Regions from separate parts of the Homo sapiens genome. Here region 2 is linked to region 1. Evidence: read pairs that join two places in POLR2A ChIA-PET (ENCODE). Cell type or tissue: PC-3. All regions are shown on one strand. Links, peaks and the distances in the headings refer to the core of each region. The heading gives the core; the rest is flanking DNA. Region 1 overlaps EXD3 (exonuclease 3'-5' domain containing 3). Region 2 overlaps PNPLA7 (patatin like domain 7, lysophospholipase).

Evidence for each region. Peaks named below come from ENCODE experiments on the same cell type or tissue, not always from the same donor. Only the 100,000 strongest peaks of a DNase experiment are listed, where the experiment ranks them.
Region 2: POLR2A ChIA-PET joins it to region 1 with 5 read pairs; 4 of 35 experiments call an interaction of 5 or more read pairs at or near these places.

What each region holds. Positions count from the first base shown.
Region 1 is chr9:137,363,985-137,376,051 of GRCh38, forward strand. EXD3 (exonuclease 3'-5' domain containing 3) reads right to left here. Exons shown (of 22, transcript NM_017820.5): 4 at 9,442-9,615; 5 at 8,921-9,088; 6 at 3,952-4,005; 7 at 2,509-2,648. Among named protein-coding and RNA genes, the nearest start is that of EXD3, 53 kb to the right of the region's middle. RefSeq lists an enhancer at 4,254-4,855 and silencers at 5,559-5,759, 6,241-6,430. In PC-3, for the core only: no CTCF peak of the experiment used is centred there; no DNase peak of the experiment used is centred there.
Region 2 is chr9:137,475,465-137,487,531 of GRCh38, forward strand. It overlaps PNPLA7 (patatin like domain 7, lysophospholipase), which reads right to left. Exons shown (of 35, transcript NM_001098537.3): 21 at 9,123-9,272; 22 at 5,496-5,559; 23 at 4,848-5,016; 24 at 3,592-3,774; 25 at 2,570-2,688. Among named protein-coding and RNA genes, the nearest start is that of NSMF, 22 kb to the left of the region's middle. RefSeq lists an enhancer at 7,625-8,824. In PC-3, for the core only: no CTCF peak of the experiment used is centred there; DNase peaks (open chromatin) are centred at 6,837 and 7,867; H3K27ac peaks cover 2,492 bases.

The sequences.
Region 1 (12,067 bases), core at 2,141-10,140:
TGATCTATGCCTGAATCAGTTACTTTATTGAGAGTTGCAATATGGTGATTTTTCATTTTGTCATTCCTTTTCCATCTGTTAGCTGGAAGATGTTGTAAAGAAGAGCTTTCCTCCCTACTTCCCTTAGGCATCACTGTGGACTCGTGGACTTTTAAAAGTCAAGGTGTTCTACTCCATTACCATTGTCATTTTTGTGCTCAGTCTATTCTCTGAAAAGCCCTTGCTTCTTTCAGCGGAGAATGGCATTTGGTGACTAAGAGCTGGCAGCCAGTCATGCTCATGGCTATGGGGTATCATTGCATCCAGGCCCTTTCAGAGCACAGAGCTAGGAAAAATTTTAAAAATCATTAATTTAGGCCAGGTGCGGTGGCTCATGCCTGTAATCCCAGCACTTTGGGAGGCTGAGGTGGGTGGATCACCTGAGGTCAGGGGTTCGGGAGCAGCCTGGCCAACATGGTGGAACCCCGTCTCTACTAAAAATATAAAAATTAGCTGGGTGTGTTGGTGCATGCCTGTAATCCCAGTTACTTGGGAGGCTGAGACAGGAGAATCACTTGAACCCGGGAGGTGAAGGTTGCAGTGAGCCTAGATTGCGCCACTGCACTCCAGCCTGGGCGACAAAGGCTTCATCTAAAAAAAAAAATCATTAATTTAAACCAATATCTGCAATGAAATCTAACACTGCAGGGTCTTCTTCACCCTCCCAGTTTCCGTGTATATTTCTTTTCTTCGCAATGAGACCCCTGGTTCCCACCTCCATCAATGCATTCACTGTTTTGTTCTATGTTTTTTTTTTTTTTTTGAGACTGAGTCTCGCTCTGTCGCCCAGGCTGCAGTGCAGTGGTACTATCTCGGCTCACTGCAAGCTCCGCCTCCTGGGTTCACGCTATTCTCCTGCTTCAGCCTCCCGAGTAGCTGGGACTACAGGCGCCTGCTACCGTGACCAGCTAATTTTTTGTATTTTTAGTAGAAACGGGGTTTCACTGTGTTAGCCAGGATGGTCTCAATCTCCTGACCTTGTGATCCACCCGCCTCGGCCTCCCAAAGTGCTGGGATTACAGGTGTGAGCCGCCGAGCCCGGCCCTATGTCTTTTTTTTTTTTTTTAAGTAATAGGATCGATGGCAACCGACTATGTGCTCACCTGTGCCTGGCCTGACGCTGTGCGGCTGCTGCCTGCTCCCTCTGATGAAAAGTCTTAGCAAGCTTTGAGTCAGGTGGACTCAGCCCCATTGTGCGAATGAGGAAACAAACTCAGAAAGTGGAAGTGACTTGGAGGACAAGTGGAGGAGGATGGGCCCGGGACGGCCTGACGTCCAAGTCCAAGCCTGTGACTCTCCAGTGAGACAACCCTGGGGCTGTGTGGGGAATGGAGGCCGGGATCTGCCTGCCAGTGGATGGGCCCTGGAGCCTTCACAGACCTTTCAGCTTGCTTCACTCTCGGGGCACCTTGACCAGATATAGAGCAGGAAGCCCCTCCCCTCCCAGATGTCATCCCTCATATCTCACACACACACACATGCACACCTGCAGGCACACACACGTACACACACATGCATGCACACACAGACCTGCACAAACATGAACACAGTGCACACACAGGTACACACGCACACACATGCACACACACGCACACCTGCAGGCACACACACGTGCACACACATACATGTACACACACCACACGCACACACATGCACAGGCACACATGCACACACGTACACACCCATGCACACACACATACAAACACACACCTACAGGCACACACATACATGCACACACACACCACATGCACGAAAACACACGTACACCTGCAGGCACACACATGTACACATCATATGCACGCAGACATACACACCTGCACAAACGAACACAATGCACACACAGATATACATGCACACACACACACCTGCAGGCACACACATACATGCACACACATGCACACCTACAGGCACACACAAACGTGCACACACGCACATATCACGTGCACACACAGAGACACACACATGCACACCTGCAGGCACACATGCACATGGGCACACACATACATGCACACACATGCACACACATGCACATGGCTTCCCTGAATCCATACAGGCACCATATGGGCTCCTTGTCAGGTGCTGCCTTTTCTCTGTAATTGCTGACAGACGTCACACACCAAGTGCTTCCAAAAACTTTATTAGATGAAAGAACAAAGGAATGGATGAACAAGAAAGCAGTACGGTTGCCATGCCTGCATGAGAAGAGCCACCACGGAGAATTATTTTCGTTCTTCTAAGAGCAGTTAACTCTTTTCACTCGGGAGAAGAGGGCTGTGCTCCTGCCAGCCCCAGCCGCTCCTCTCCAGAGGCAGCTGCTCCAGCTGCAGTCACATGGCAGCTGTGACCCAAACACCAGAACTTCCTGGGGAGAGCTCTCCCACGCGCCTGCTGCCCCCCTACACTCCCTTCCCTAACCAGGGCTCCCAGGATGCCATCTGGTGCCAGCTGCCAGCGCCCCACGGGACTCACCTGGCAACGTCCTTGATGTCAAAGCCGGGCTGGCACCAGGAATCCATGAGGACCAGCAGCCTCCTCTGGAGGTCCGGGAAGCCGGCCACATAGCGCTCCACGAGGGCCACCTTGTCCTGGAGGAGCAGTGGGATGCTCATCTGCAGGGGGACACACGGTCAGGCCACAGCCTCCGCCACCTCAGCCAAAACCTGACTCACCTCCAACCCAGAGGGAGCGGCCAAAGTGTCAGAACGAAAGGGGCCCAGAGGCCGTCCAGGCCCAGCAGTGCTCGCCCGGCCAGTGCTCACGCTCACACACACTCGCCCAAGGCTCCTGCTGGGCTCTGTGGCCATCCCCATCTCCATGATGAAGGCCTGGAGGCCCTAAGAGGCAAGGGGGACCCTGGGGAAGCTCATTTGTCACCAAATGTGGGGAGGCAGGACCAAGACAAACCACTGGCAGTAGCCCTGGTAGTCCGGAAATGCCTTCTCGTGGCACATGGTACCAGCACTGCCTCCCGAGCAGGTCTGCAAGACCCACACGCTGTCGGTGCCTCCAAGAGGCCCTGAGGGAGTCCCTGGCTGTGGCGCTGGGCCTTGGGGCACACCAGCCATTCCCTCAGCAAGAACGAATTCCCGTAGACAACGCCCCTCGAAGAAGACTCCTCACCTCCCTTCCCCCACCTCCTCTGCCCCACAGGTGAGGCTGCCTGGCGCCGACTGCATGGGGCCCACCTGCCCAGCAGTGCCTTGGGGGACAGTCCTCGGGCAGAACGCGAAGCCCCAAGAGCCCTCTCTGGCCCCAGCTCTTGTAGACCTGGAGTCTGCACCCATCGCCCGGAGCACAGCCCTGCAGGCTGTGTAGACACCCCTCCCTCTTTAGGGAGACCAGGATGCGTCCCGTCCCCACCTGGCTCTGCCCGAGGGGTGCTCACTCCCCCACCCTGCCCCTGCTTAACCAGCAGGTTCCCCTTGTGTCCCTGTGATGTGCACGAAGTCCCATTGTAGAAGCTTGGATCTGCCATCCCTGCAGACACTGTGGGTTCGAGGACTGTGTCATCTGTCCGGAAATTCACAGTTAGGTGACTGCTTCCCCCAGCCCACTGCACGGTGGAGGCGTGCAGCAGAGGAGGGTCCCAGAAGCACATGGGCTGCGTGTCCTCGAGGCAGCTGGTGCCCACTCCAGGGAAGGGGTGGCCCCAGCTGCTGCACGGAGCACACTCAGGGCTTCAGGGGACAGCTGGACACGGGGTTCGTGTACGTGCGGCTGCGTCTGATTTGGGGTCAGCCCATGAGGAGGATGGTGGTTTAGGGGGCTCTGGAGGCCCTCGCCGGCCCCCGATGGCCCTGCTGTCCCCCACTGTGGCTTGGTGGACTCCCGACCTCCAACAAACACTGTTTATAGAGACCTGGGCGTTATCCAAGTTTGAACCTAAACAATTTACATGAGAAAGACGTTCACCTTTTCAACGCCAAGCTCCGACTGCAGCTTCAACGTCGCGCCCAGCGTGGCTGCCTGGCAAACACAAAGGCGGCAGATTACTCAGGGCCTGGGAGGGGCCAGGCAGCACGGCGGGTGAGGGGGCTACCACCCTTTTGCACCAGCACCTGGTCACTGAGGCCGGAGTGCAGGGCCTTCCCGTGTTCAGCCACGTGGCCCTCAGGCCGAGGGGCCTGGCCTGGCAGACAAGCCCCCCCGTGCTGAGCCAGGCCTTGCATAGGCTGGGACAGGTGGGAGGCCTGGGCTTGGCCTGGATGGGGCAGCAGGGACTCAAGGGGGTGGCTGGCCACACAGCCTGGGTCCCAGGGCCTTGCTCGGGGATTGCTGATGAGCCAGAGGAAGGCTAGGAGGTGGGGTCAAGGCAAGGCGCAAAGCCGTGACCTCCCACACGACCCATCTGCGGGCCCCAGAACACAATGGTGCCTGCAGTGGACGGGCCAAGGCTGAGGACCCCCAGCCTCAGCGCATCCTGAGGCCTGGGGGGTCCTAGCCCTTCCCACGAGGCGGAGACGGGCACCCCGCGAGCGCTCCAAGGCCACACTGGCTGCGATCGGGGCACGGCCGGGCCCTGACCGCCTGCACGTACCACGGGCCTGAGCTGCTATTAATAATTTCCATAAGCCGCGCTCCCATAGCCAGCAAAAATGACCCACGAGAGCAGCCCGCGGAGCATCGGCGCCCCGCCCCCGCGCAGCCCAGAGAAAGGACCAAAATAGCGGCCTGGGAAAGCCTCGAGCCGGCTTCCAGCCCCGGTGCGCAGGGTGGGGGCGCAGGGCCGGGGGCCTTTCCCTGCGCAGCGCTGACCCGGCGCCTCTACTGTCTGGCCAGGGTCCAAGAGGCTAGGCCTCCACCAGGCCCATGGGGCGCAGGGCCCGGGGCGGGGGTCTCAGGGCCGTGGGGAGGGGCGAAGGTCCGGGGCGGGGCCCCAGGGCTGTGGGCAGGGGCGCCTGGCCCGGGAAGGGAGTCTCAGGCCCGTGAGGAGGGGCACAGGGCCGGGGGACGGGGTGCAGTGCCCGGGGCGGGGTGGGGGGGCTTCTCAGAGCCGTGTGGGGAGGGGCGCAGGGTCAGGGGAAGGGACGCAGGACCCGGGGAGGGGGTCTCAGGGCCGTGGGGAGGGGCGCAGGGCCCGGGGCGTGGGAGTCTCGGAGTCGTGGGGAGGGGCGCAGGGCCGGGGCGGGGCCTCAGGGCCGTGGGAAGGGGCGCAGGGCCGGGGAGGGGCACGGGGCCACCACATGGGGAGGGGCGCAGGGCCTGGGAGGTGGGCTTACGGCTGTGAGCATGGGCGCAGGGGCCACCACATGGGGACCACCCCAGCAGTGACACCCGCAGCTTCACACAAGGGCTCTGATCCCTTCTGGATCAGGGACCCCCTGAGAAGCTGCCAGAGCTCCGGAAGGCAGGGGTGCAGGGCCGGACACCTCACCCCGTTCAGAACCGCAGGGTGGTCACAACCCGCCCGCCCTCTGCTCCTCCTGCCGCATGTGGTTATTGTCAGGTGCAGGGAAGTGGAGGATGGGGCTGCGCCCGGCACCTCCTTGGGACCAGGCCCTGAGCAGGTGACGCTGGGACCAGGGAGGCTGGGGACACAGCAAGGGGCAGGTGGCCAGGGCCTTCCCTCACCGCTGCTGTCCCCAGCCTCCCTCCGAGGGACAGACTTCAGGCTCCAGTCCCAGCCCTCGGCGGGCCCCACCCAACCAGGAACCCCTCTGAGCCCAAGAAGGCCGCCTCAGGCTTGCAGAGGAGCCTGGGTGGGGCTGGGTACTGGCCGTGCTCCCCAGGTGGGTGGCTTCTGCCTCTGTGTCCCGCACGCTGCGACCCCGTCAGAGGCAGTTCAAAGTGCCCAGCTCAGCCCTTCTCTTCACCACGGCCATTCAGAGCCCAGGGCTAACAGGTGTCTGGACCTTTCTTTCTAGGCCCACAGAAGCTCTCTGGGCACCCGGGGCCTCTTGAGGCCAGGTGGGCTTTCTGGACATGCAGGCGTCCTGGGGCCCCCAGCATCTGTGTCCACATTTTGTACCCGGAGCCCAGTGGGGGCTCTGTGGCCTCGCAGCTTGGGGGACAGGACGAGGATGGAGCTCCCCTAGCTCCACCCTGGTAAGGGCAGAGCCCAGGCTTGCTCATGGGCAGCCCTGGTGACAGGGGTGGGGGGCTGGGGGGTGGCTAGTAGCAGACCCACCCCTTCCAGGAAGCTCCCTGGCCTGACCCCTGTCTCAGGCTTTGGGGGCCCTGCTGGCCCTTTCACTGTGGTGGTGCCTGGCTTAGAATCAGCGTCTGGTCATTTCTGTCTGAACTTCCCTGAGAGGACGGTGTACAGCTGCCCACTGTCCATGCCTGGCCACTTGGGAAACTCAGCAGGCACAAAAAGGTCACCTGGCCCCAGAGCCAGGCCCAGGGAGCAGACAGCAGAAGGTGAAGAGTCCTGGACCCCGTGGGAGGAACGAGCCCGGGGCTGGGCCATGAGGACAGATGGGGCAAACTGGGCCCCTCTGCACCAGGCAGACCTTCCCGACCTCTGCTGCCAGAGGATGGGAGGCATCCACCAGGAAGAGAGAGACGAGGCTGTCCAGCTGGCGGGGTCGGGGTGGGGCTGTAGAAACCTCTAGACAGGCCCAGGAGCTGCTGCTTTCAGGAAAAAAAAAAAAAAAAGAAAATCAGGAGGGGCTGTGGTATCGACCATCGGGAAGGGCATTCCCCGGCTCCCCTGGGCCCCCCATTCTAAGGGGCAGGAAGGCTGGGCAGGTGCCCAGGCTCGAAGGCCGAGGACCCCAGCGACAGCCCTGCCTCCCACCTCTGCGTGGGCCTGGAGCCAAGAGGGCCTTTTTTTTTTTTTTTTTTTTAAAGCAAAGCTATCTTTTTACCTTGATAAGCTGTTTAAAAAATGTAAATAAAATAACTCAGCGGACAAAAGCAGGCATTCATCCTGCCCAGGGCCAGCCGCTGCCCTCGACATGAAATATCGCAGCACATTGAGTCGTGAGTCCCAGCTAATCCGAGCGGACAGGCCTGAATGCGGCCTCTTTCGGCCGGGCGCGGCGGTGAGCAGTGGAGCATGCATCGCCTGCCGGGCGGCCCCGCTCGGGGACAATGGCTTTCTTCGCAGAAGGGGCCTGTGCGGGACAAGACCCCCTTTGTGTGGGGATTCCTGCCTCGGAGCGCGAGGGAGGCGCATTCAGCCGGCCCCAGACAGTCTTTGAAAGGCTCTGTAACAGAAGACGGCCCGAAACACTAGCCTGCCTTCTGCCTCCCTGCACTCTCCGCAGGCACGGCCGCCATTCAGCGTCGCGCCACATGAGGGGGACCCTCCATCCTGCATTGTCCTGTGCCGGGACATGGTGGCTTCTCAGCGCCATGCACCCGCCGCGAGACGACGGCCCCGGGCGTGGCAGGTGACAGCGCCAGGGGTGGGGCCCGCGCGGCCCACACAGGGGACACTCCTGTGAGGGCCCGGCCAGGGCAGCCCCCGATGCCCGTGCCCAGGTTCCAATGCACCTCCTCACGGTGAGGGGTCTTGCTGGGAAGAGGAACCCAGGGTGCCATCGGGACGGCGTCTCAGCAGCAGGGTCCCACGTGGGCAGGCAGCGGGGTGGTGGCCTTCACGCTCGGCCCTGAAGTAAGGGGGCCCTAATGGGGCGGGGAGTGGACCAGTGCCCCTGAGTGCCGGCCTCCTCATACATGATCAGTGCACCCTGAGCTGAGCACCCCCAGGCCAGGCACCCCCGGGGCTGGGCACCCCCAGGCAGGACACCCCTGGGCCAAGCACCCCCGGGCCGAGCACCCCCAAGCAGGACATCCCCTGGCAGGACACCCCCGGGCTTCTTTGCCGCACCTCGTGCTGCACCCTAGAATCTGCACTGGGATCTGGAATCTCAGGGCACCGAGAAGTCATGGGGGCTCCCCTGCACCTGCAGGAACAGCTCAGAGCCACCCCACGCAAGACGGCCGCCTCCCTACCCACTGCAGGCCCCACTGCTCCCTACTGTTCCACACAAACCCAAGTCACAGCTTGGCCAGGCTCAGGACGACGGGGCTGTGATGCTAGACCTGGTCTTCCTCTTGGAACCTTCTGGGCTTAAAAATCAGCCTTGTTCACAAAGGAGACTCAGCAAACCACTGTGATTCCAACAGCTCCACCAATTCTCATCCAGACACCTTTAGCTGCCAAGCCCACACTTCTGCGACACCACTTAAGACCTGGCCCGGGACCGAAAGGGACCGAAGCCACCTCTCCCGCCAGCAGCCAGTGAAGGGTTGGATACTGATCCGACGCATCTCGCACCTGGGCGACTGTGCCGAGGTGCGACTGGTGCCCTGGCCCTGAACCTTGTCCTGTGTCCCAGGCGCCGGCACTGCCCACTCTGGGCTTCTGTGAGTGGGCACCACTCTGGGGGTGCTGTGGGAGGCGGGGCCGGCACCAGCTGCTCCCACAGCTCTTCTGCTCGGCCCCTCTGGGAGCGTTTCCTTCCAGGGCGCTCACTGCCGTGCCGGGGACTCAGTCAGTGCCCAGTGCCCAGGAGGCAAACTCACCCACAAAGGACAGCCTACTGGCTGATTCTGTGAAGGTTCCGGAGGCGCAGAGGCTAACAGACATGGTGGGGCGTGGCTGGACCAAAGCTCAGGCCCAGGCCCACCTAGGACCCTGTGAGTGTGAGGGCCCAGTGCATGCTGGGAGACACAGGGTCGGCAGGGGGAGACCCAGGCCTGGGACCAGGCTGTGCCCTGACATCTCTGTTGGCTCAGGCAGCCTGAGGGCTCCTGGGACCCGGCACCCCGCACACAGCTGATGGCTGCCCACGGCCGGGTCCTTGATACCTCCATGTAGACCAGAAGCCCCAAACAGCCCCCACACAGAGGCGGCCCTGAGCCAGGCGCGTCCTTGCCCCACCGCCCGAGAAGCCGTTTCCCCATGAGCCCGGCCACGTGGGCCACTCACTTCTCTGAACCTGCCCTCGTGGTGGAGGCGGTGGACGTGTGCCAGCAGGCAGCTCCTGTCTGCATCCTGCAGCTGGAAGATGCTGGCCAGTGGTGCCGCAAGGCTGGGGGGGCTCTCAGTGAGGACTTTGACCGCTCGGGCCTGCAGCTGCTTCAGCCTCAGGCTGTGCTGGAAGAGCAGGGACCCAGACTTACTGGACGCAGCACCCAGTGGCTGGGCCATGGGGCCGATTGAGGCAGGCCTGGCTTAGGAAGCAGCGCCTGCCACTGTGGCCATGTGTGGGCATCGGGTGGTCTGCAGGGCTGGGGCACGGGAGGGGCGAGGCCGGTCTCAGCACGTGACTGTCAGGGGGCAGAGGGTGAAGCCACGGGCTGAGTCTTGGCCATAGCCCCCAGCATCCCCCTCCCCTTCCCTGGCTTGCTGAGCGGGCTGCAAAGGCCTGGGCAGGTGGATGCCGGGTCCACTATGCTGAGGGGCAGGGGCAGGAAGGGAGGTGACTGTCACAGAACCCATGGGCTCACCTGGGCCAGGCTCGGGCATGGCTGTGCCTGTAGCCAGCACTGCAGCTGGTGGGAGATCCAGGCCGCCAGGGAGGGGCCCTCTCCCCGCTGGCCCCGGCAGCTCTCCAGCATGTCCAGAAGCCCGGCCAGGGGGTCGTCCAAGGCAGCAAACCCCCGCCAGGCTTCCTCCCGGAGCTGTGGAGACACAAAACCACACTGGCACTTTGTCTTGCACTCAAAGCCTCCTGGCAAGGCCTCCCCACCGCAGAGAGGTTTTTTAAAATTTAATCCATTCAGAAGGTAGCTGTGGCCATTCAGCCGCCATCTGCGCCTCCGTGACTTTTCATGCCGCCGTTCTGGTCCGCTGCACCCCAGGCCCCCAGGGGCGGTGGTCATTGTCTGCACTAATTATCCCATAAAGACAGAGGGCCTGTTCTCCAGGCAGACAGAGGGCCGCTGGCCTGGGAGGCAACCGTAGCCCGAGCCACAGGTTCACAAGTCACTTTACCTGCGGCACTCGCGGGACACGGGCCTGGCCTGCCCTCAGCAGGCGAAAGAAACTGAAAGGCAAGAACCGAAACCCAAACTGAAAAATGCCTTTTATGTACTTTTCTATCCCTGACCCGCAGGAGATTTGGGAAACGGATAAGAGGTGGACGAAGAGAAGCAAAGCATCTGTTTTGGGCTCTGGCTTCCGGAAGATTCTACAGCAAGTTGGCCCTCGCTGCTGTGCAGCAGCCTCAGCGGCGCCGTCCTCTGTGGATTCCTGCAAGTGAGTCAACCGCTATAGACTTCAAGCCATAACGACTGCTTGCAGGTCATTCCGCAGGTAGAATCTTAACAGCTAAAGGGGTGGACGGGTTCACAGCTCAGCGCTCGGGACAGGGCGCAGCAGCCGACACCCGACCTGAAGCCGACGGCCACGCAGGTGGGCAAGAGGGTGAGTTCCCAGCTGCTGGCTCCAGCCACGGGATGCGCCCCCAGAGGCCCAGGGAGGCTGCAAGCCGAGAGCGTGGGCCGCGCTGTTCTCGTCCCTGCGATGTGGATGGTGTGCTCTCCACGGGGCTCCAGGAGCAACATCCTGAGGCTGCCGCGCAGCTTTGAAAGCACTTGCTCCGGCGATTTGAAAGCTTACCGAAACAAAAGGCTCCCAGCACCTGACAAATCTCCCCACAAACACCCAGGAACAGCCGTGGAGCACACGCACATGAGTGTGTGAGGAGACCTCAGCGCTGTCCAGGAGGGTGCCATGCCCAAAGGCGCGGGAGGCAAGGCTGCAAAGTCCAGACCCTCCAAAGGATGCCCCTCGGGGAAAGTGGCCAGACAGGGTGAAAGGCAGCTTCTCTGTCCCTCGGGACTCTGGGAAGAAAAGGAAAGCCGCCCTTAAACAAAGCCTGAGCATCTCAAGCATCTGGAACTTGAAGCAACTTGAAGGAGCTCCAGGAACTTAGTCCTAGCCCTAGTGAGTTCTAACTCTAGTGAGTCCTGGCCCTAGTGAGATCTAGCTCTAGTGAGTTCTAACTCTAGTGAGTTCTAGCCCTAATGAGTTATAGCTCTAGTGAGTTCCAGCTCTAGTAAGTTGTAGCTCTTGTGAGTTCTAACCCTAGTTTTGTTTTTTTTTTGAGACGGAGTCTCGCTCTGTCGCCCAGGCTGGAGTGCAGTGGCGCGATCTCGACTCACTGCAAGCTCCGCCTCCCGGGTTCACGCCATTCTCCTGCCTCAGCCTCCCGTGTAGCTGGGACTATAGGCGCGCGCCACCATGCCTGGCTAATTTTTGTATTTTTAGTAGAGACGGGGTTTCACCGTGTTAGCCAGGATGGTCTCGATCTCCTGACCTCGTGATCCGCCCGTCTCGGCCTCCCAAAGTGCTGGGATTACAGGCGTGAGCCACCGCGCCCGGCCCTAACCCTAGTTTTAACCCTAGTGAGTTCTAGCTCTAGTGAGTTCCAGCTCTAGTGAGTTCTAGCTCTAGTGAGTTCTAGTTCTAGCGAGTTCCAGCCCTAGTGAGTTCCAGCTCTAGTGAGTTACAGTTCTAGTGAGTTCTAGCTCTAGCGAGTTCTAACTCTAGCGAGTTCTAGGTCTAGTGAGTCCTAGCTCTAGTGAGTTCTAGGCCTAGTGACTTCTAGCCCTAGTGAGTTCTAGCTCCTGTGAGTCCTAGCGCTGGCAAGTTCTAGCTCTAGTGAGTTCTAGGCCTAGTGAGTTATATCTAGTGAGTCCTAGCCCTAGTGAGTTCTAGCTCTAGTGAGTTCTAGCTCTAGCGAGTTCTAGCTCTCATGAGTTCTAGCTTTCGTGAGTTCTAGCCCTAGTGAGTTCTAGCCCTAGTGAGTTCTATCTGTAGTTAAGTTGGCAGAAACAAAACATCATTCTTTAATCACTTTGCCGGGACACGTGGGCCCTAGGTCACCAGAGGGAAAAAGTTCCAGTAAATGAGCTCACAATGAAAACTTAGAAAACACACAAGGAAGCAAGCCACCATGAGTGACACCCACAAGTAGGTTGACTAAAGCTCTGAGAATGGGGAGTAACGGGACATCGATTTGGGAATGTGTAAGCAACTACCCCCATTTTACTAAACGATTGTTCACTTATATTTTACTCTCTCTTCTCTTTCCTCCTTTCCCCACTTCTTACTTATTTCTTTAGAAAT
Region 2 (12,067 bases), core at 2,816-10,815, 110 kb after region 1:
CCCCGGTTCACGCCATTCTCCTGCCTCAGCCTCCTGAGTAGCTGCGACTACAGGCGCCCGCCACCAAGCCTGGCTAATTTTTTGTATTTTTAGTAGAGATGGGGTTTCACCATGTTAGCCAGGCTGCTCTCAAACTCCTGACCTTGTGATCTGCCCACCTTGGCCTCCCAAAGTGCTGGGATTACAGGCGTGAGCCACTGTGCCTGGCTGAGAACCTGTTTTTTTTTTAAAAAAAAAGAATCTCCTACGAGGTTCCAGAAGAAAAAACGGCCCTGTGAATAAAAATAGCATTAAATTTCTCAACAGCAATACAAAAAACTAAAAAGACAATGGAACCATGCCTTAAAATTCTCAGGGAAATTTATTTCCATCTAGAATTCTATACCCAGCCAAACTATCACTGAAGTATGGGAATAGAATGAGGACACTTGCTGATATGCATGGTCTTAAAATGTTTACTTCCCCATGCGTCTTCTCCTAGGGAGATTTCTAGAACATATATCCACCAAAATGAGGAATAAACCAATAAAGAAGACATGAAATTACAGGAAATGGAATTGAACACAGGAGAGAAACAAAGGCAGTTTCCAGGGTGGTGGTGAAAGAAAATTCCAGGCCAACATCTCAGCAGCATGTTAGAAAACAACCAGTAGAGATACGAAGAGGCTAGAGGGCTTTCGGGAGGATGACTCCTGAAAAGTAAACAGAGATGAGTGGTATGTCCGAACATACCGAGAGGAGGTTAATGCCTGCCTCAGTGTCTTCGGGTAAATTAAGGATACCCAGAAAACTGAACAAATGTGACAATTATTAACTCCAAGGAAGGAACTTCAATCATAGGATAGGATAGGATGTGACTTAGTTCTGAGTGACACCCACAGTGTCATAACAACACAGACAGTGAGTGCTGGCTAACTAGTGATGGGACCACACTGGGATTGAGTGGAAAGGAGGGAGACAGATGCATAGATGAGTGATTAATCAATAGTTAGCAGACTCTGATTGCGGGTGTTGAAGGGGGTTAAGAAGTCAACAATCTAAAACTAAAAAAAAAACCAAAAACTTAGTAGAATAGGAATATGATTTAGAAATACAGACAAGCAGACAGCTCAAAACACTGGACATGGTTATTTCTGGGATAACTCTGGAGGTGGTGCTGGAAGGAAGGCAAAGGACTGCAGTTACGTGCCTTACAGAACCGTATGGCTTCTAAGTATTACCTTGATCAAAGCTACTTTCTCATTAAAAATGCTGCTGATGTGGCCTGGGCTCAACTGCTCCAAGTCCCTGCACTGTCCCAGACCCACAGAAAGAGACTTGGGTCCTGTCCCCAGCCTGGCAACCTCAGGCAAGCCATTGAACTGCTGTAGGCCAACTTCCGCAGCTTTCAAGAGAAAATGTGGCACAAGACAAGGTGGAAAGTCCCTTAGACAGAAGGATGCAGTGGGCACCTCATCACCTAGAACAGCCCCAGGCTGACAGGGCCCTGCCCTGGGGCCAGCAGAAGCATCCTCGAGGCCCTGGGGCCACCTCCGAGCTTTTCCCGGGGTAGCAGTGCTGGCACTCCGTGGGAGATGGGAGGGGCTGCCGGAGAGGCCCCACCCCAGAAGGCAGCCCTGGCCTGGACCCCCGCCCAGGCACCCCTCGATGTCCTCCCTTCCTTTGGGGGCAGCGGTAGGAGGCTCCGCCCTGCCCCTTACGCACCTGGCTCAGCAGAGGGGCACATGCCTGTCCCACCCTCCTCGTGGCTCCCAGGCTCCATCTCTGTTCCAAGGGTATTTATTCAAGTTCAGGAGAAGGTGGTGTCTGACGACAAGGCAGGGGAGGAGGTATCTGGGTTTAAAGTCCCTGAAGGACTCAGTTTGGGCAAAGCAGATCATTCTTTATCAAGTATTGGAGTGAAGGAAACTCACCAGATGCTGGGAAAGACCGGCTAAGGAAAGAGCAGAGGTTTCAGAGGAGGAGGTGCAAAGGGCCAACAAGCAACCGCTTCTTTTTTTTTTTGAGACAGAGTCTCGCTCTGTCGCCAGGCTGGAGTGTAGTGGTACGATCTTGGCTCACCACAACCTCTGCCTCCTGCATTCAAGCAATTCTCCTGCCTCAGCCTCCAAGCAGCTGGGACTACAGGTGCGCGCCACCACGCCTAATTTTTCTATTTTTAGTAGAGACTGGGTTTCGCCACGTTGGCCAGGATGGTCTCAATCTCTTGACCTCGTGATCTGCCCGCCTCGGCCTCCCAAAGTGCTGGGATTACAGGCGTGACCCACGCGCCCGGCCCAAGCAACCACTTCTAAGCAAAGACAGTCAAAACGAGATATGTCTTCTACTAAACTGGCCCTAATAAAACCAGGGCCACTTTGGGTGTCAGTGGGCACACCGCATGTGCCAGGGTCTGCAGGGCCTGCTCAGAGGACAGGCCGGGGTGGAGGCTGGGTCTGGACAGGCGGCCTGAGGGTCTCGTCTGCGGGTGACACCCCCTGTCCCCCGCACCCAGCACCTCCTAGCACCCGAGGGGGCGACTGTCACCACACACACCAGTGAGGAGTGTGTAGGAAGCGGGGGGACTCACCTTGCTCCCCCTCCCCCAAGCACCAGGGCAATGGCGTTGCCCGTCAGCACCCTCGCCAGGCGGGAGAAGTCTGAGTGTCGGTCCGGGGGCCGCTGGAAGACATGCTTGTACATCTCCACCTGGGGGAGGAGCCGTCAGGCAGGGCTGGTGCAGGGCCCCACCCTCGGCCGAGACCTCGCATCCTGGCTTGACTGGGGGGAGTTTCCTCCACTTCTGACCCAAACTGACCCCAAATCCTCTCCAGCATGCAGCAGGCCCTGCCTGATACGACTGGTCAGCACCTCAGTGCCCGGACCGGGCCCCAGAGACAGCTCAGCTACTGGGGGGAGGACACTGGCAGAGGGTACGTGGGCAAGAGAGTGGGCCCGGGTGGGGGGCCAGAGAGTGGGCCCGGGTGGGGGGCCAGAAGGCATCCTCAGAGCTGTTCCCACTGGGGTCCCTCTATCCTGCAGCAGATGGTGCCTTCAGGGCGTGGGTTTCTGGACAGAGCTGTGGGCTGGGGGCCGTGAGCATGAGCAGACTCCCCACACCCCTCACTCTCAGGCCCCTGGGCTGCCTGAGGACACCGGAATTAAAAGTCTCAGGGCCTTCTGCCCAAAGGAGGGAGCAGCGCTGGCCTGAGGACACCCTCATCAGCTGGATGTGGGGGCCTCAGCCTCAGCCCTGAGCAGCCCTGACATGAGGCCCATCCCCCAGGGTTCACTGAGCCCCCCTGACGTCAGGCCCATCCCCAGGGTTTGCTGAGCCCCCTGATTCAGGCCCATCCCCGGGGTTCGCTGAGCCCCCAGCCCGATGGCCGCCCTGTGCCTGCCCCCACTGCACCGGCTGCTTCCTAGCCGTGGCCACCAGAGGCCCAAAGGGCAAGATGAAGGAGACGTGAGGCAGGGTCACGTTCACAAGCACAGGAAGGGCCCAGGAGCGCAGGTGTCAGGGAATCAGGTGGGGAATGTGAAGAATGCTTCGAACGTTCGAGGAAATGAACCACGGAGCCACGGGCAGGCAGCCTCCTCTCCCCGCCTCACCAGCTTGGGCAGGCTCCTCCTGGAGAAGACGCGGCGCGGGCAGCAGAGGTGCAGGTGGCCGGAGCACCAGCTCCGCATGTTGAGCCACTCCACGGTGCGCGCTGGCGCCGGGCCCTCCTCCCTGTGCAGCAGGATCAGCTGCTTCTGGGCACGCACAGCTGTGCTCTCCAGCATCCGCTCCAGCTGAAAGGCAGAGCCCACGTGTCTGCCAGCCGGGTGAGCCTGGGACTCGGGACAGGACGGAGCTGAAGGCCAGCACAGAGGGTCTGAGGGCAGGACCCCGGGAGCAGCTCCTGGGTTCTGCAAAGCAACTTGGCTGTGGCCTGGTCTGCCTTGGCGCTGCCGAAGCTCTGACGGCAGGGGTCCATCCGTCCACTGTGTGCTGGGCAAGGTCAGTACGGCAGGAGGGGGACGCCTCCTCTTTCTGTTTCTCTAACACTGCCTCATAAACACACACAGCAACCTTTCCAAATGAGGTATTTTGCAAACAAACTCTCACAAGGGAGCATCACTAGCTGCAGAACAGGAACATACATCAGAGAGGAGGAATTTTTAGCTGCCCCAGGATTAGCCCAGGCAGGCTTGTGATGAGAACAGAGCAGGGAGCAGAGGAGGGAGACGGGAAATGCAAACTGAAGGCAGGAAGCTGGAGAACACGAACAGGACTGGGTGGCCATGAGCCCGAGGCCTCGCCTGCAGCAATGGCCAGGTGGAAGGAAGCAATCAGGTCAGTGATCTGCTGCCATCTGGGAACCTGCAGACACAGCCTGGGGCCAGCGTCCCGAAGGTGCCTGCAGAAGGCTGTTCCTGTTGGCTGAGGATGCAGAGGCAGAGGGTAAGGCATTCACAAGAGGAAAACTAAGCAGCCAGAAAAAGCAGTGAGAGGAACAGGAACGACGCCGACACCTAAGTGCTGTGGAGAAAAGCAAACTTCAGATGACACAAAATAGGGCACCGTTTACGTAAAAGGTTAGTCCTGGAAAAGGCTTCCCGCACCTGCTGTAAAAGTGCGAAAGGCGGCCGGAGGCTGCGGCTTCACAAGAGGCCACGTGGGGCACCTGCCCTGCTCCGTGCTAGAACCCCTGGAGGTCAATACAGCACCGTGTTTTTAAAACATGGGTAGCAGATATCTGAGTGTTGGCTCTTATCATCTGTCTTTTTCTGAGTTTGTGCAGTATTTTACTCAAAGGAAAAGAGAAACAGGAGGTTCTGAAGAGAGGGCTCTCCCCAGCTCCACCGGCCCTCCCCGTGCTCACCTCGCCCACTGTGGGCTCCTGGTCACCCAGGCCCACGATGAGGATGCAGTCGGCCTGGCGCACGCAGCGCTGGGTCCAGGGTGTGAGCGTGCCATCTGCCTGGTAGAGCACGATCCTGTGGGTGTCCTCCTGCTGCCCCAGCCAGCTGGACAGCCGGTACTCGTGAACACTGCAGCACGCAGAGGGAGTACCTCACTACTCCGCAGGGGCCTGGCACTCTTAGCACATGTCCCCGGGGCAAAGAGGCAGCAGAGGCCAGCACCAGCCGCTGCCCCTTCCCCTCCCTGCCCAGCACTTCCTGCCATCGCTAGTTCGCAGTGAGTTATTCAGGGCCTAGGCAGTCACGCAGAGGCTGCAGTTAAGCCCAGAGGCTGAGGCTCGTTGAGGGGCAGGCTGGGGAGAGTGAGACCCGGGGCTGCCCAGGCGGGAAGCGGGGGCTGGGGTCCCCTGGGAGGCCTGACAGTGCCCAGCAGGTCAGCGCTGCCCAGTGTGTCCAGTGAAGGGAGTCACGTCATCAGCCCTCACACCACAGTGTGCTGGACGAGGAGCACGCTGCAGTGCAGATGCTGGATGTGGACACAGTGGGGACACATCTCAGGGCTGCGTTGGGCCGGCTGGGAGGAAGGAGTCGGGGCTGGCGGCACGCACCTGTCCAGGGCAGCGGAGCCAAGGCGCCGTTTTATGTTGTCACTAGTCAGCAGCAGGGTCGGGCCTGAAAACACCACCACCAGTAACGGAGCCTGCCTGGGCAGCCCACCTCCAACGCCAACAAGGCACCGACACCCAGCAAGGTACCGACGCCGAGCCAGGCACCGACGCCCAGCCAGGCACCAAGGAGGAGGAAGGCAGTGAGAGTCCACTCCCCAACCCCAAGGTCTGCTCCCCTTGAGCACAACTGCCAAGCCTTCTTCACCTGCCAGTGGGGAAGGGCCTGTGGCCTGATGCTACCTCCCATCTGCCCTGAAGGAGGCCTCGGGTAGCCTCTCTGAGCCTCGGTCCCCTCCAGCACGAGCAGCAGTGGAATCTCTGTGTCCTGCCACGTGTGCAGGGCAGGGAAGGCTGTGCGATGGGAGATAACGTAATTTCCAAAACCCAGATCATCGAGGTGCCAGACGCCAAGAGGCCAGGGTCCCCAGTGTTGACATGCCTGTTCGTATGCATCTTCCACATGGGCACGGCTGTCAGGGCCCTTCTCAACCAGGGGCGCCAGTGTCAGCCCTGGCATCACAGCCACCAGAGGCTCAGGGGAGAAGCTAAGATGAGGGGCTCAGCCTGAGGGGGTGCTGCTTGGCAGTGCCGGGTGGGAAAGGACCCAGAGCCCCATGTGTGGGAAGCAGGGAGGTCTAATTCTAATTAAAAGCTAGAGATCGGCTGGGCGCGGTGGCTCACGCCTGTAATCCCAGCACTTTGGGAGGCCAAGGGATCACGAGGTCAGGAGATCCGGTGAAACTCCATCTCTACTAAAAATACAAAACTTAGCTGGGTGTGGTGGCGGGCGCCTGTAGTCCCAGCTACTTGGGAGGCTGAGGCAGGAGAATGGCATGAACTCGGGAGGTGGAGCTTGCAGTGAGCTGAGATCGCGCCACTGCACTCCAGCCTGGACAACAGAGCAAGACTCCATCTCAGAAAAAACAACAACTAGAGATCAGATCAATGTGTCTCGTGCCTTAACTAGCAACATTTGTTTCTTAGAGGCACACAAAATAAGGGCCCCTCTTACAACTGAACTAGAATGCCCCCTGGGCTCAAGAGACAGCTCTGAGCTGAAAATCCAGCCCAATGCTGGTGCGATGTGCAGCAGCCGAAACCTGCTCACTGCTGTGGGACTGCAGCCTGGTGCAGCCTCACTGGAAGTCAGCTTGGTGGTTTCTTCTACAACTAAACATACTCCGACCACAGGATCCAGCAATCATGCTCCTTGGTGTTTACCCAAAGGAACTGAAAACCTCTGTCCACACAGAAGCACGCACACAGGTGTTTACAGCAGCTTCACTCATAATTGCCAAATCCTGGAAGCAGCCAAATGCCCTCCAGTAGATGAACAGATCAACTGTGGTGCGTCCAGGCAGCGGACGATGACTCAGCACCAAAAAGAACTGAGCTCCAGGCCAGGAAAAGGCCAGGAGGAACTTTGCGTGCACGTGACTGAGTGGGAGAAGGCCGTCTGCAGAGGCTACACCGTGTGGTTCCATTTCCATCACTTTCTCAGAATGACAAAATTATAGAGATCGAGAACAGATCCAGGGCTGCCGGCAAGCCGGGGTGCTGGGTGACAACATGGCAGCCACCTGCAGGGTCTCCTCCGTGACAGAGTGGCCCCGTGTGGTGCAGGTCACAGAAACGGCACCCACACCACACTGCACCACACACACCCAGGAGGGCACGGACGGGCTGCTGGGGCCCAAGGGGTCTACAGATGGCGTAAACGCCAACGTCCCGGCCTCGATGTTACCCCCTAAGGCGCTGCCCGTGAAGGAGCCCTGGCGAAGGGCACATGGGGTCTCTCTTTACTATTCCACAATTTCTCCGATCCTATAATTATTTCAAAATAAAGTGGGTTTTTTGTTTGTTTTTGTTTTGACACGGAGTCTTACTCTGTTGCCCAGGCTGGAGTGCAGTGGCACCATCTCAGCTCACTGCAACCTCCACTTCCCGGGGTCAAGCGATTCTCCTGCCTCAGCCTCCCTGGTAGCTGGGACTACAGGAGCCTGCCAACAAGCCTGGCTAATTTTTGTGTTTTTAGTGAGACGGGGTTTCAACATATTGGCTAGGCCGGTCTCGAACTCCTGACCTCAAGTGATCCTCCCACCTCAGCCTCCCCAAGTGCTGGGATTACAGGCGTGAGCCACCACGCCTGGCTTAAAAAGTGTTTTTTAAAGGGAACTAATTTATGTGACGTGGGACAGCTCCACCGCACAACTCGAAGATGTTTCTAAAGGGAACTAGTTTATGTGACGCGGGACAGCTCCACCGTACAACTCGAAGATGTTTTTGGACATACCTGGAATACTCTGACTGATGTCACCGGAAATGAGTAAGATTTTCTGCATATACTGGGAATATGTGTCATGTAACGACGGTCAAGGCCATCAGACAAGGCAATCCATGCTTTATGTGTTTTAAAATTTTGTTTTGAGAGTAACTTTCATTTATTTATTTTTGAGATAGAGTCTTGCTCTGTCACCCACGCTGGAGTGCAGTGGTGCGATCTAGGCTCACTGCAACCTCTACCTCCTGGGTTCAAGCGATTCTCCTGCCTCAGCCTCCCACATAGCTGGGATTACAGGCATTTCCACCACCACGCCCAGCTAATTTTTGTATTTTTAGTAGAAACGGGGTTTCACCATGTTGGCCAGGCTTGTCTAGAACTCCTGACCTCAAGTGATCCACCCGCCTCGGCCTCCCAAAGTGCTGGGATTACAGGCATGAGCCACCGCACGTGGCTGAGAATAACTTATAAGTATTCGATGTTTATAGTAGCATCTTTCTATATTATAAATTTTTTGAATGTATTGTTTTCTATTACCAAATGTCTGTATCAGGAGGGAGCATTTTCACATGGTTCTGAAATACTCTTGTCACAATATATTGTTTTATAATAATTATACAACATTCATTGCATTTATTATTATTATTATTTGAGACAGAATCTTGCTCTGTCGCCCAGGCTGGAGTGCAATGGTGTGTGATCTTGGCTCACTGCAACCTCTATCTCCCGGGTTCAAGCGATTCTCCTGACTCAGCCTCCCCAGTAGCTGGGATTACAGATGCGCACCACCACGCCCAGCTAATTTTCGTATTTCTAGTAGAGATGGAGTTTTACCATGTTGGCCAGGCTGGTCTTGAACTCCTGACCTCGGCCTCCCAAAGTGCTGGGATTACAAGCATGAGCCACCGCGCCCGACCGCATTCATTATTATTGCATTATTTTGCCAAGACAACACTGAAATTTTTAGCATAACCTTAAACCCACAGAAAACTGACTTCCTGTCTATCATCATGGTCCCTATCATCACATGAAAACTTGTAAATAAAATGTTGCAAAGAATATAGAATAACTTAGAATTTTGAGAGTTCTCAGGAAATTCAATTCCTTGCCCTTGAATCCCCAAATTTAACAGCTGCCAGCAATTTGGAAACACTACCGAACACTGACCCCAACTGAGCCCTGCCCACCCACCGCCGCGTCCCCTCGAAGACAGAGGGCAGCCGGCAGGCGCCCTCCACCAGGCCCAGAACCCAAGGATGGCTGGAGGCTGGGAGGCTCAGGCTTACCGATGGCGCTGAGGGCATGCTCCAGCTCCAGGGCGAAGGCGGTGAGGGGCACTTCCTCTGACACGGGCATCACTGCCACCGTGGACAGGTTGACAGCCGGGTTCCCCAAGTCCCACTTGCTGCCCTCCGTGGGGAGCCCAAGCTGGTGGCCTGTGGAGCAAAGGACCCACGTCAGCTGGGACAGCCCACACGCTCACAGATGCCTCCAGATGCCCTGGGGCCCCCCGAGGCTGCACAGGAGCAACGCAGCAGCACCAGAGGCCGCCTGGCCCTCCCGCCTCCCCAGTCCTGAGGCTGCCTGGCCCTCCCGCCTCCCCAGTCCTGAGGCTGCCTGGACCTCGCGCCTCCCCAGTCCTGAGGCTGCCTGGACCTTGCGCCTCCCCAGCCCTCAGGGGCTGCCTGGACCTCATGCCTCCCCCAACCCTCAGAGGCTACCTGGGCCTCACGCTGTCCCCAGCCATGTGGCTGCCTAGGCCTCACGCCTTCTCCAGGCCGGAGGCTGTCTTGGTCTCACGCCTTCCCCAGCTCTTCCTGATGAGCTGCCAGTCCACACCTGCAAGCGTCCCCAGGCCCCACACAGCAGGTCTGACCAGCACTGGTCCAGGCCCAGGCCCAGGGAGTGGATTCCTCCTGACCCACCAAAGACAGTGATTCACGGAGCGACTGAAAGGAATGTGAGGCTCAGAGTAAACCAGACAAACGCTGCAGGTGAGGCCTCATCGGAGTAAACCAGACAAACGCTGCAGGTAAGGCCTCACTGGAGTAAACCAGACAAACGCTGCAGGTGAGGCCTCATCGGAGTAAACCAGACAAACGCTGCAGGTGAGGCCTCATCGGAGTAAACCAGACAAACGCTGCAGGTGAGGCCTCATTGGAGTAAACCAGACACACTCTCCAGGTGAGGCCTCATCGGAGTAAACAAGACATACTCTCCAGGTGAGGCCTTATCCTCTGAACCAATCGTCGCAGGGCTTTCCACCACTCACTCCAGGAACAGTAAACAACACACGGGCTAGACATCAATAGGCCCGTTTCTCTTGTCTGTCATCTGCAAGGGATTCCAGAAACCAAGGAAGCACAGCGCAGCCCTGGGAAGCCTGGGCCAGGCCCTGGAGACCCCGGAGACGCGAGTGAGGGTGTCAAGGCAGACCAGGCTTTCCTCTCCCTGAGACTGGAGCCTCCAGGGCCCACCAAGGGGCCCGCCCAGACAGGCAGGACCCTCTCCCTGGGCCCCATGTGGGCTGAGGGGCCCCTCGGCCAGCACAGTGGCAAGGACATGGACCAGGGGGTCTGGGACTTGAGAGTCCCCCAGAGGGTCCCAGGCCCTCTTTACTGGATGCCGTCTGGCGAGTGGCATCTCTGCTTCCACAGAAGAGGTTGAGGGGACGGCCTCACTGCTCCTGAGGCCACCGCGCCACCAGCCACGCTCCTGCCCACGAGGGTCTCCTGCATCTAGGTGCCGTGGATGCTCCTCCTCTGCAGTCCCCGTGGCCCAGCCCTCTCACAGGCTGTCCCCTGGCCTATGTCTCCCGTCCCCAGTGAGGTGGCTTCCAAAATCCACCAGACACGCAGGTCCTGATTGGCCAAGGTCAGAGTAAGGGGACGCGGCATGGTGAGGGAAGAGGCCAGGAGAGCAAGCCTGGGGACACAGAACCAAGTGAGGGCTTAAGGGCCACTCCCTGCAGACGGCGGCCAGCGGACACCTGCAAGATCCTGGGATGCACACGGCGCCGTGGCAGCACTGCGGGTAAGAGCCTGTGAACGGGGAACATGGCTCGGAGAACCAGCGCACAGCCGGCAATCATGTGCTCACAGGAAAATAGCTGATGACGTGCTGCTGAGCAGGAAAGCTGCAGAGTGGTTTATAAATGTGATTCCATTATTAAATAAATACTCAAGGCCTCCCAAAAGAAAAACACCCGTACCTGTATGCAGGCAGAAACAGATAAATGATGCTGCCCATCCCACATCCCGAATGAGTGTCCAAGACTCACACAGCCCCAGATCCTCCCTCGGACTCGGCCCCCACCTCCGGCCCCAGGCTCCTACCCGACCCACCAAAGCTCAGTCCCCGCCCTCAGTCCAACTCAGCACCGGGAGCCCTGGGCCTCCACCGCCCAGCCTTGGGGTGGCTTCAGCCGCCTGCTTGAGAGGACGCTCTGTGCACAGTGGCCGGAGCTGGCCTTCGACGCCCAAGTCTGCCCGGAGCCTTTTTTGCTCAAAGCCCCTGGTGCCCCTCCCCACTCAGAACAAGCCAGAGTCTGCAGCCTCAGCCCATCTGCGGTCCCTGAGAGCTGCTGGTGACCCCCACACCACACAGCTCTCTTCCTGGCCCCAAGGGTCCTGACCTCCTCAGGGAGCGCTGCCCCACCACCTGCGTGCCCCTGCCCCTCCCCCCGCCCTTCTGAGCCATCTCTTTTGCCTTCTTGGTCCAATTTCATCCCTGACCCAACTCGACTGCAGCTCTAGGAGAAGGTTCTTTCCTGACTGGCTTCCTGAGCACGGTGCCAGCTTCCGACAGGGCCCAGTGCTTGGTTGGCCCCAGCAGGTAAGCCAGGGATGGACGGTTGCGTGCTGCGCACCGGCTGCCAAGGGCTCAGTGTCCAGTGCCCATCTCTGCCTGGAGGTTGCAAAGCCCAGCTGCATCCCCAGCTGTTCACAGACCGCACCCAGCTTCTGCCAAGGGCTGTGACCAAGCAGCGCTGGAGACGTGCAGAGGCATCCACACCGGGCCCTGGTCGGGATAAGCGCTTGGAGCTGAGTGGCCCAAAGTGCCGGCCTGGAGTGCAGGGCTGGCCAAGTGTCGCCGTGGGGCTCATGGACCCCTGGAGGGGACCCCAGCCCTGGAGTAAATACCCAAACCGGCAGCCCCAGTAAAGGACCCTGCCTGACGCATGTGCAGCTGTGTCTGTGCAGGAAAAGAACCGGGGCACTGGCGCCTCAGC